Regions from separate parts of the Homo sapiens genome. Here regions 2 and 3 are each linked to region 1. The links are chromatin loops, found by intact Hi-C in ENCODE. Cell type or tissue: A673. All regions are shown on one strand.

What was found. A loop is a pair of places that touch in the nucleus more often than their neighbours do. Peaks named below come from ENCODE experiments on the same cell type or tissue, not always from the same donor. Only the 100,000 strongest peaks of a DNase experiment are listed, where the experiment ranks them.
Region 2: it touches region 1 in a loop (3-fold over the local background); 3 of 110 quality-filtered maps call a loop at or near these places.
Region 3: a loop joins it to region 1, with 6 times the contacts of the local background. A loop is called at or near these places in 11 of 110 quality-filtered maps.

The regions. Positions count from the first base shown.
Region 1 is chr9:111,298,585-111,301,084 of GRCh38, reverse strand. No RefSeq gene overlaps it. Among named protein-coding and RNA genes, the nearest start is that of MIR7702, 29 kb to the right of the region's middle. In A673, a CTCF peak has its summit at 1,539 (motif pointing right); a DNase peak (open chromatin) is centred at 1,604; H3K4me3 peaks cover 346 bases; H3K27ac peaks cover 757 bases.
Region 2 is chr9:110,890,528-110,893,027 of GRCh38, reverse strand. The region is part of intron 5 of LPAR1 (lysophosphatidic acid receptor 1); the gene reads left to right. Among named protein-coding and RNA genes, the nearest start is that of LPAR1, 150 kb to the left of the region's middle. In A673, no CTCF peak of the experiment used is centred here; DNase peaks (open chromatin) are centred at 117, 347 and 1,167; H3K27ac peaks cover 2,292 bases.
Region 3 is chr9:110,182,363-110,184,862 of GRCh38, reverse strand. No RefSeq gene overlaps it. Among named protein-coding and RNA genes, the nearest start is that of C9orf152, 25 kb to the left of the region's middle. In A673, a CTCF peak has its summit at 1,460 (motif pointing left); a DNase peak (open chromatin) is centred at 1,442.

The DNA of each region.
Region 1 (2,500 bases):
TTTGAAAATGGGATATTGAATCAATATCCCAAGCATGATTGACTTCATCTAAATATATTTCCAAAGCAGTACATGGAAGGAGTCTTTAAACTTTTTGAAGATAAAAAAATGAGGAGTCTACATAATCTGTTAAATAGTCAACATAAGCAGAATCATATGCAATAAACTATAAATCATATCTAGTGGGATTTTGATATTAATTTACAACTAGTGTGTAACTATGAGAGTTTGCTTTATTCTATCAGGCATAGATTTCTCTTTTCACATAATGTAGATCCTGATGATCTTCCATACAGGAGTCATGATAAAACTTCATGCAACAGAGTACCGAGATAAAAGTCCTCTTTAAAATAGTGAAGGGAATGTTGAGAACATGAGGATTCAAACAAAGAGGGGATAAGTAGTCTACATAAACTCTTGGTGAAACAAGAGAAAAATGAAGATATGAGAGCCAATATGCATGATAGATGCTCCATCTTGGGACATCAATTGGGTCCAGTAAGGAGAAATTCTTTAAAGCATGACACACTCCAGGGTTGTTAGGCGGAGTCTTTGGCTTGCTGAGTACCTTCTTGTCTGGCTTCATAGCATTCCTTTTTATGATTCCAAAGTATTGTAATTCTCAGGGATCAGAAACTTCTGGAAAGAGCCATGGTTATTTAAGCAAAGAAGATTAATTTCCAGCTTCCCAAGCTTTGGCGGAACAAAAGCACAAATTATTCCATAGAAAACTGAGGAGCCCTGGTGGCCAGAGGTCATCAGTGCTAGCGGGTGGTCAAGAAGAACTTTACAAGGAAACAACAGCCCTGGGTATTGGCTCAGAGAATAATACCGTATTACTATCACCCAAGTTCTTGCTATTCCTTCTAGCTGGTATGCTTTGGTGGCAATCCATTCTCTTCCTCCTTCTCTCTCTCTTTCTTTCAAAATGTGCATTGGTACTTTTCACTGTCTCCATACACCTTGATGCCATTGCCTCCCACTTGAATGTGATCTTTTTGTTTATTTTTATTTTTTAAAAATTTTACTTTACGTTCTGGGATACATGTGCAGAACGTGCAGGTTTGTTACATAGATATACATGTGCCGTGGTGGTTTGCTGTGCCTATCAACCCGTCATCTAGGTTTTAAGCCCCGCATGCATTAGGTATTTGTCCTAATGCTCTCCCTTCCCTTGCCCTCCACCCACTGAGAGGCCCCGGTGTGTGGTGTTCCCCTCCCTGTGTCCATGTGTTCTCATTGTTCAACTCCCACTTATGAGTGAGAACATGCGGTGTTTGGTTGTCTGCTCCTGTGTTAGTTTGCTGAGAATGATGGCTTCCAGCTTTATCCGTGTCACTGCAAAGGACATGAACTTTCTTTTTTATGGCTGCAGAATGTGATCTTTTTAATGCCCTATTATTAGTTGAAAATAATATATGTATCTTGATAAAGTAAATAGGTTTACCCCAAAAGACAAATTCCTTGATAGTTTAAAAGGATATAAATTCGTCAATGTCTTCTAATGTACTTTTCTCCAGCCTGTTATCTTTTGAACTTACACTAGGGGGCACTGTTGAGTTATAAACGCTCTCAACACTGTTTGCCTGTTTTATATTAATGCTGAACTTGCAACTCCTTTCATTTATGTCAGTATTTCACCTTCCGTACTAACAGTAGGATATGAAAAAGACGTGTGGATTTGCTTCCAGCACAGAAAAAAATAATGATGACTTAGAACAGTGCTTGTTGGAAGGTGGGGAAAGAAAAAAAAATGCATATTTGTGAAGGAGTGCTAATTTTTTTTTCTTTTGGCATTTTTGGATTATAAATTCACATTAGTGATACAGCCAATATACAAACCACAGTTGTAGCAACCAGAGAAAGAAACAGGATATGACCCCTTTTGTAAGATGCTCATAATATTCCCAAGGAGGCAGGAGAAAACTCCATTCATCTGTAGTTTATTCAGAATGTTCTTTTCTGTTGCTTGTCATTTTGGAATGGATTTAACTGTTGCTAAAAAGTTACAGGAACAACAGCCTCATAGCTAGAAATCATCTGTTTCTTTACAAAACAAGTTCATCTCAGATCAGCCACATGACTTGCCCCAGCAGTGCCCAGCCCTCTGACCCGAGTCTTGCTGGAACAGCATCTCTTTTGGGACTGAGAAAGAATTTACGTTCTAAGTTCTTCCTGCTATTTCCAAGTTTGGTGCCTGCTGTGATGGAGAGTTCTTTTTCCTTTAAACCAGATACTGAAAAGTAAACCTAAAAACCCAAATCCATTCAACAGAGAATTAAATGTGCAGATTTGGGATAAAATAAGCCACAAATATTTGACCACTATCATGATATACCAGTGCAAAAATTTACAAAAATTGGCCAGGATGATTGAGTTTTCTCAGTAGTAAAGCTAACGTAGCATCTAAACTGTTTGCAATATTATTTAAGCTGAACTTCAAAAGATTCTTACATTAATTTTTGACCTTTTGTATTAAGAGTCAGATCTAAGTCTGTTT
Region 2 (2,500 bases), 410 kb after region 1:
CTTTAGTTCTGAAGCCAAAGCGCTTGCTAACATTTCATCCCTGGATCAACAGACTCAACCACCCAGCCACAGATATTGCTGGACAATCATGGGTTTCCCCAGTAAGGGTGCAGCCTGCACCACTAAGCTTATTGAGTGTTTTTGAGCCTGCCTGCCTGCATGCCTGCCTGCCTGCCTGCCTGCCTGCCTGCCTGCCTGCCTTCCTTCCTTCCTTCCTTCCTTCCTTCCTTCCTTCCTTCCTTCCTTCCTTCCTTCCTTCCCTTCCTCCCCTTCCTCCCTCCCTCTTCCTTCCCTTTCCCTTTCCCTTCCCCTTTCCCTTCCTTTCCCTTCCCCTCCCCTCCCTTCCCCCTCTCTCTCTCTTTCTTTCTTTCTTTCTCACTCTGTCAACCAGGCTGGAGTGCAGTGGCATGATCTCAGCTGAGTGTAACCTCTGCCTCCCAAAATCAAGCGATTCTCCTGCCTCAGCCTCCTGAGCAGCTGGGATTACAGGCACACGCCACCTCGCCTGGCTAATTTTTGTATTTTTAGTAGAGATGGGGTTTCACCATGTTGGTCAGGCTGGTCTCAAACTCCTGACCTCGTGATCCACCTGCCTCGGCCTCCCAAAGTGCTTGGATTATAGGCATGAGCCACCGTGCCGGCCTGAGCTATGACCTACTTTCTACAGGAAACTAGAAGAAGAAACTAAAGATAGTTGGTGCTGGCCTTTCTAGTGTTGGTCAACCTCTTCCTCATTCTCTCTCTCTGTCATTCTCTCTTTCCTACTTTATTGAACTATAATTGACATATAACATGTTGTTGCATATATTGATAGTTTGTTTCTATTACAGACTAGTATTCCATTGATTGGAAATACTACTGTATATTCACCTGTTGATTTGTGGATGGACTTTTGGGTTGTTTCTAGTTACTGACTATTACAAATATTTTGCTCTGGGCATTTCCTACACATCTTTGTGTGGACATATTCTTTCCTTTCTCTTGGATAAATATTGAGTAGAATGGCTGAGTCATATGATATGTGAATGTTTAACTTTTGAGGAAGCTGCCAAACTGTTTTCCAAATAATTAATACCATGTTACATTTTCACCAGCAGTGATGAAAGTTTCAGTTCCACTATATCCAAGTCAACATTTGCTAGGGTCACTCTTCTAAATTGTAGACATTCAGTGGGTGTGCAGTCGTATCTCATTGTGGATTTAATTTGCATTTCCCTGATGACTAGTGAAGCTGATCGCCTTTTCATGTGCTTAATGCGCCATTTATACATTTTCTTTTGAGAAGCATCTATTAAACTATTTTACATTTTAATTGGATTATTCATTTTATTATTGTACTGATATGTAATGGGAATCTGACTTTTATATCCCTCCCTCACCCCAAAGTCAAATTATTCCAAGACTATTTATTGAGCATTTGATCTTTTCTTCATGTTTTAAAATATGTGTTAGATTTTGTTATGCAGAGATCCGTTTTTAGATTTTAATGTGTGCCACTAATCTCGTTTATCCTCCTGCTAGTACCAAACTAGCTTAAACCTGTGACTTTATAGCATGTTTTAATGAGATAATCCCCTTTCATTAACTTGCCCCCACAAATGCGTTTAATATACAAACTAATTTTGAAAGAATTCCTATTTTAAAAGTATTGAATCTTCCCCTTCAAGAATATGGTACTAGTTCCATTTATTTAGGTATTTTTTCTTAAAAGTTATGTAATGTTCTTTATTGAAGAATAACATACTTTTGCTAGATGATGATTATCTTGCAAATATTTATTATAAGAAATCCATTTAGTTTTGTACTTTAATTTATATATGCCCACTTTTCTGAGTTACAAATTTTTTTCTAATAGTTGATTGAATAGTTATCAGGTATTTTAGTTTTTCTATTAACAAGCAGGCAATCTGAGGACAACTTATTTTCAATTGTTTATCACTTTTTTCTTTTCCAGCTTAATTCATTGACTAGAATGTCAGTACAAATGGATATCCTTTTCTTATCCCTTATATTAGTGGAATACTTCTAGTATATCGTTGTTAAATAAGATTTCTGTTGGTTTCTAATAAGTTTTCTGTAGTTTTCCCCATTCCCAGATTACTAAGTGTTGTACTTGTAATTATATTTTGATTTGTTGGTGGTGGTGTTTTATCTTCCTTTTAAAAAAGTAAATGTTGAATTTTACCAGGCAAGTCATTGGTGCTAATATTTTTTCTTAATAGTGTGGTGAATTGCATTAAGAGATTTCCTAGTGTTAACCCTTTTTGGTTGGATCATAGCATTCTGCTAATATAATGTCAGATTCAATTATATTCATAAAGTTGACTGGTCTATACAGTTATTCTCAAAGAAAGGTGGTACTTCCTGCTGACTATTCTCCAGGGACATTTGGGAATGTGAGGGAGTAGTTTTTGCTGGCCACAATGGGCAGGGTGCTAAGGACCCTGGAATTCATGGAACAGTTAATGCAACAAAGAAGCTTTTCATCCCCAAAGCCAAT
Region 3 (2,500 bases), 1.1 Mb after region 1:
GGTGGAAAGAGCTTGAGCCTCTAAATGACTGCTTAGAACAAATCTGCCTTCAGACCTCACATGCTCCCCTTGGGCTGTAACGTGAGAGAGAAACTTCTATCTTCTTTCAGCCACTGAATTATTTACTGGGTCTCTTTATTGGCTGTATTCTACTCAATATAGAAATGGGCACCTTAGTACTGGGGTGATTCTGTAAAATGTGTGTGTGTGTGTGTGTGTGTGTGTGTGTGTGTGTGTACTTGTGAACAGCAGGAGGTCGGGAAACAGACACTGCAACTGCAGGATGGGGAGCTGGAGATTGTTCTTATGGCAGGCCAGAATATTTGCATAACTCAGTAGACATTTGTGATAACTTAGAAGGCAGGCCGCATGCTTATGTGCTCTCCAGGCAGCAGCTGGCAAGAGCCAGAATTTTAGCATGTGTTGGCTCTTAGGGACAGTGGGTGCTTTTTTTTTTTTTTTTTTTTTGAGATGGAGTCTCGCTCTGTCGCCCAGGCTGCAGTGCAGTGGTGCAATCTCAGCTCATTGCAAGCTCCGCCTCCTGGGTTCATGCCATTCTCCTGCCTCAGCCTCCCGAGTAGCTGGGACTACAGGTGCACACCACCATGCCCAGCTAATTTTTTTTTTTTTTTGTATTTTAGTAGAGATGGGTGTGTCACTGTTGCCCAGGCTCGTCTCGAACTCCTGAGCTCAGGCAATCCACCCGCCTTGGCCTCCCAAAGTATAGGATTACAGGGCTGAGCCACTGCGCCTGGCCCAATGGGTGCTTTTATCAGACACTGTCAGCACCCCACCCTTATCCCCATGTCTGAGCCACTTCATTGTACACAGCCTAATTTCCAACTCAGTTGTACCATCTCCCTTCTTGGCACTGGTCTGTGCTGAAGGTAGGCGCCACTGGTCTGAGAAAAAGCAGACCTGGCGCAGGACCAAGACTAGGAGTTTGTTTGCTATTGAATGAAGCTGATGAGAAGGAAAGTTTGGGAGGTAAGAACACAGGCTTTGGCTCCGACTGCCTGGGTTTGGATCTCTCCTTTCATGCAAGTTAATCAAACTCTCTGAGTGAGTTCCTTCCTTTGTAAAATGGAGGTGAAACTAGCTGTATGTATCTCAAAGGAGCATGGTAAAAATTTAATGGAATAATCCATAGCAGATGCTCAGCACAGTGCCTAGTTCAGAGCTAGCCCTTGAGAAGGATGAGCCATGACTGACAGAAGCATGCAGGTATCCTCTGCCATCTGGCGACAAGGTCAGTTTTCTATTTAAATGTGTGTAAGTGCCACATTTGATCTACAGATAGGACGGCACACATGTGGGTGTTCATTGTAGTGTTTTGGGAATAGCTATATGTACATCTCATGGATTCCTGGTTAGTGTGAAGGGTAAGAAAAGTCCTCCTGGCCTCCGAGGAAGGCTCCTAGCTATACAAGCTGCTTTTCCTTTAGGGACCACTGCCACCTCCTGGTCACATTCTATACTTGCAGGTAAAGGTGAACATCTTGAGTCAACTGAAAACACTGAAAGTAGTGTGAGGAACCCTTTCCATTATCTTTAAGTACCTGTAGATTTTAATTCATTAAAGAGGGATTGTAGCCACCTGGGGTTCAAGCCAGCATTTTTCCCTGAGCCTGTCAATAATTTTGATTTGATCTTTAACCCTTTCCATTATCAACGAAGGAACTTCTGCCACCTTCATGCTTATCTTGGGAAGTTCCTTCCTAAATTTCTCCTTTAGAGCGCCTGGAACCTTGTGATCCTCTACTAATGAGTTCTGAAATAATTCTCGTTTTTACTAAACATCTTATCACCTAGCAGTCTCTCTCATGTCCAGAAGAATACACAATTAGATGAATCCAATAGTGAGTGGAAAAATTAAAAGCATGCTAAGACAGTACAGGTTCTCACTGGATGGTCTATTGAATAGTTAAGGAAACGCAGGTGTGAAAACATTGCCTGACCTCAGAGCAGCTATGTTCCCAAACTCCCAGTGCTAAGAGAGAACTTAACGTACTTCCCCAATTCCAGTTGAAACCATCCTAAGAACCCCCCTTTTTAATTTGTTCTTTATATTCATAGAACTTGACATAGTAGGCACTCAAATAAGTATTCCTAAATGTAGGAATTTAGAAGGAATGAACTCTAAGCACATCTGTATCAACCTCTCACCAAACACTTTGCATATGACATATGGCTTAATTCTCACGGCAACTTTGTAAGTCAGAAATCTGATCTAAAATAAGCAAACTGTCAACAATTCCACAGAAAACGCATCAGGCCCCTAATTTGTGTTCCCTGCCTGATCCCAAAGGTTGAACCCTTGTGAGAAAAGACATCAACCCTCTAGCAGGGGCAGACAAATTAAAGTCTGGGATCCAAATCTGGCCTGCCACTTGCTTTTGTACATCCTGAAGGGATTTTACTTTTTGTTGTAGTTGTTGTTTTGTTTTTGTTTTTTTTTTTCTGAGACAGAGTCTCATTCTGTTGCCCAGGCTGGAGTGCA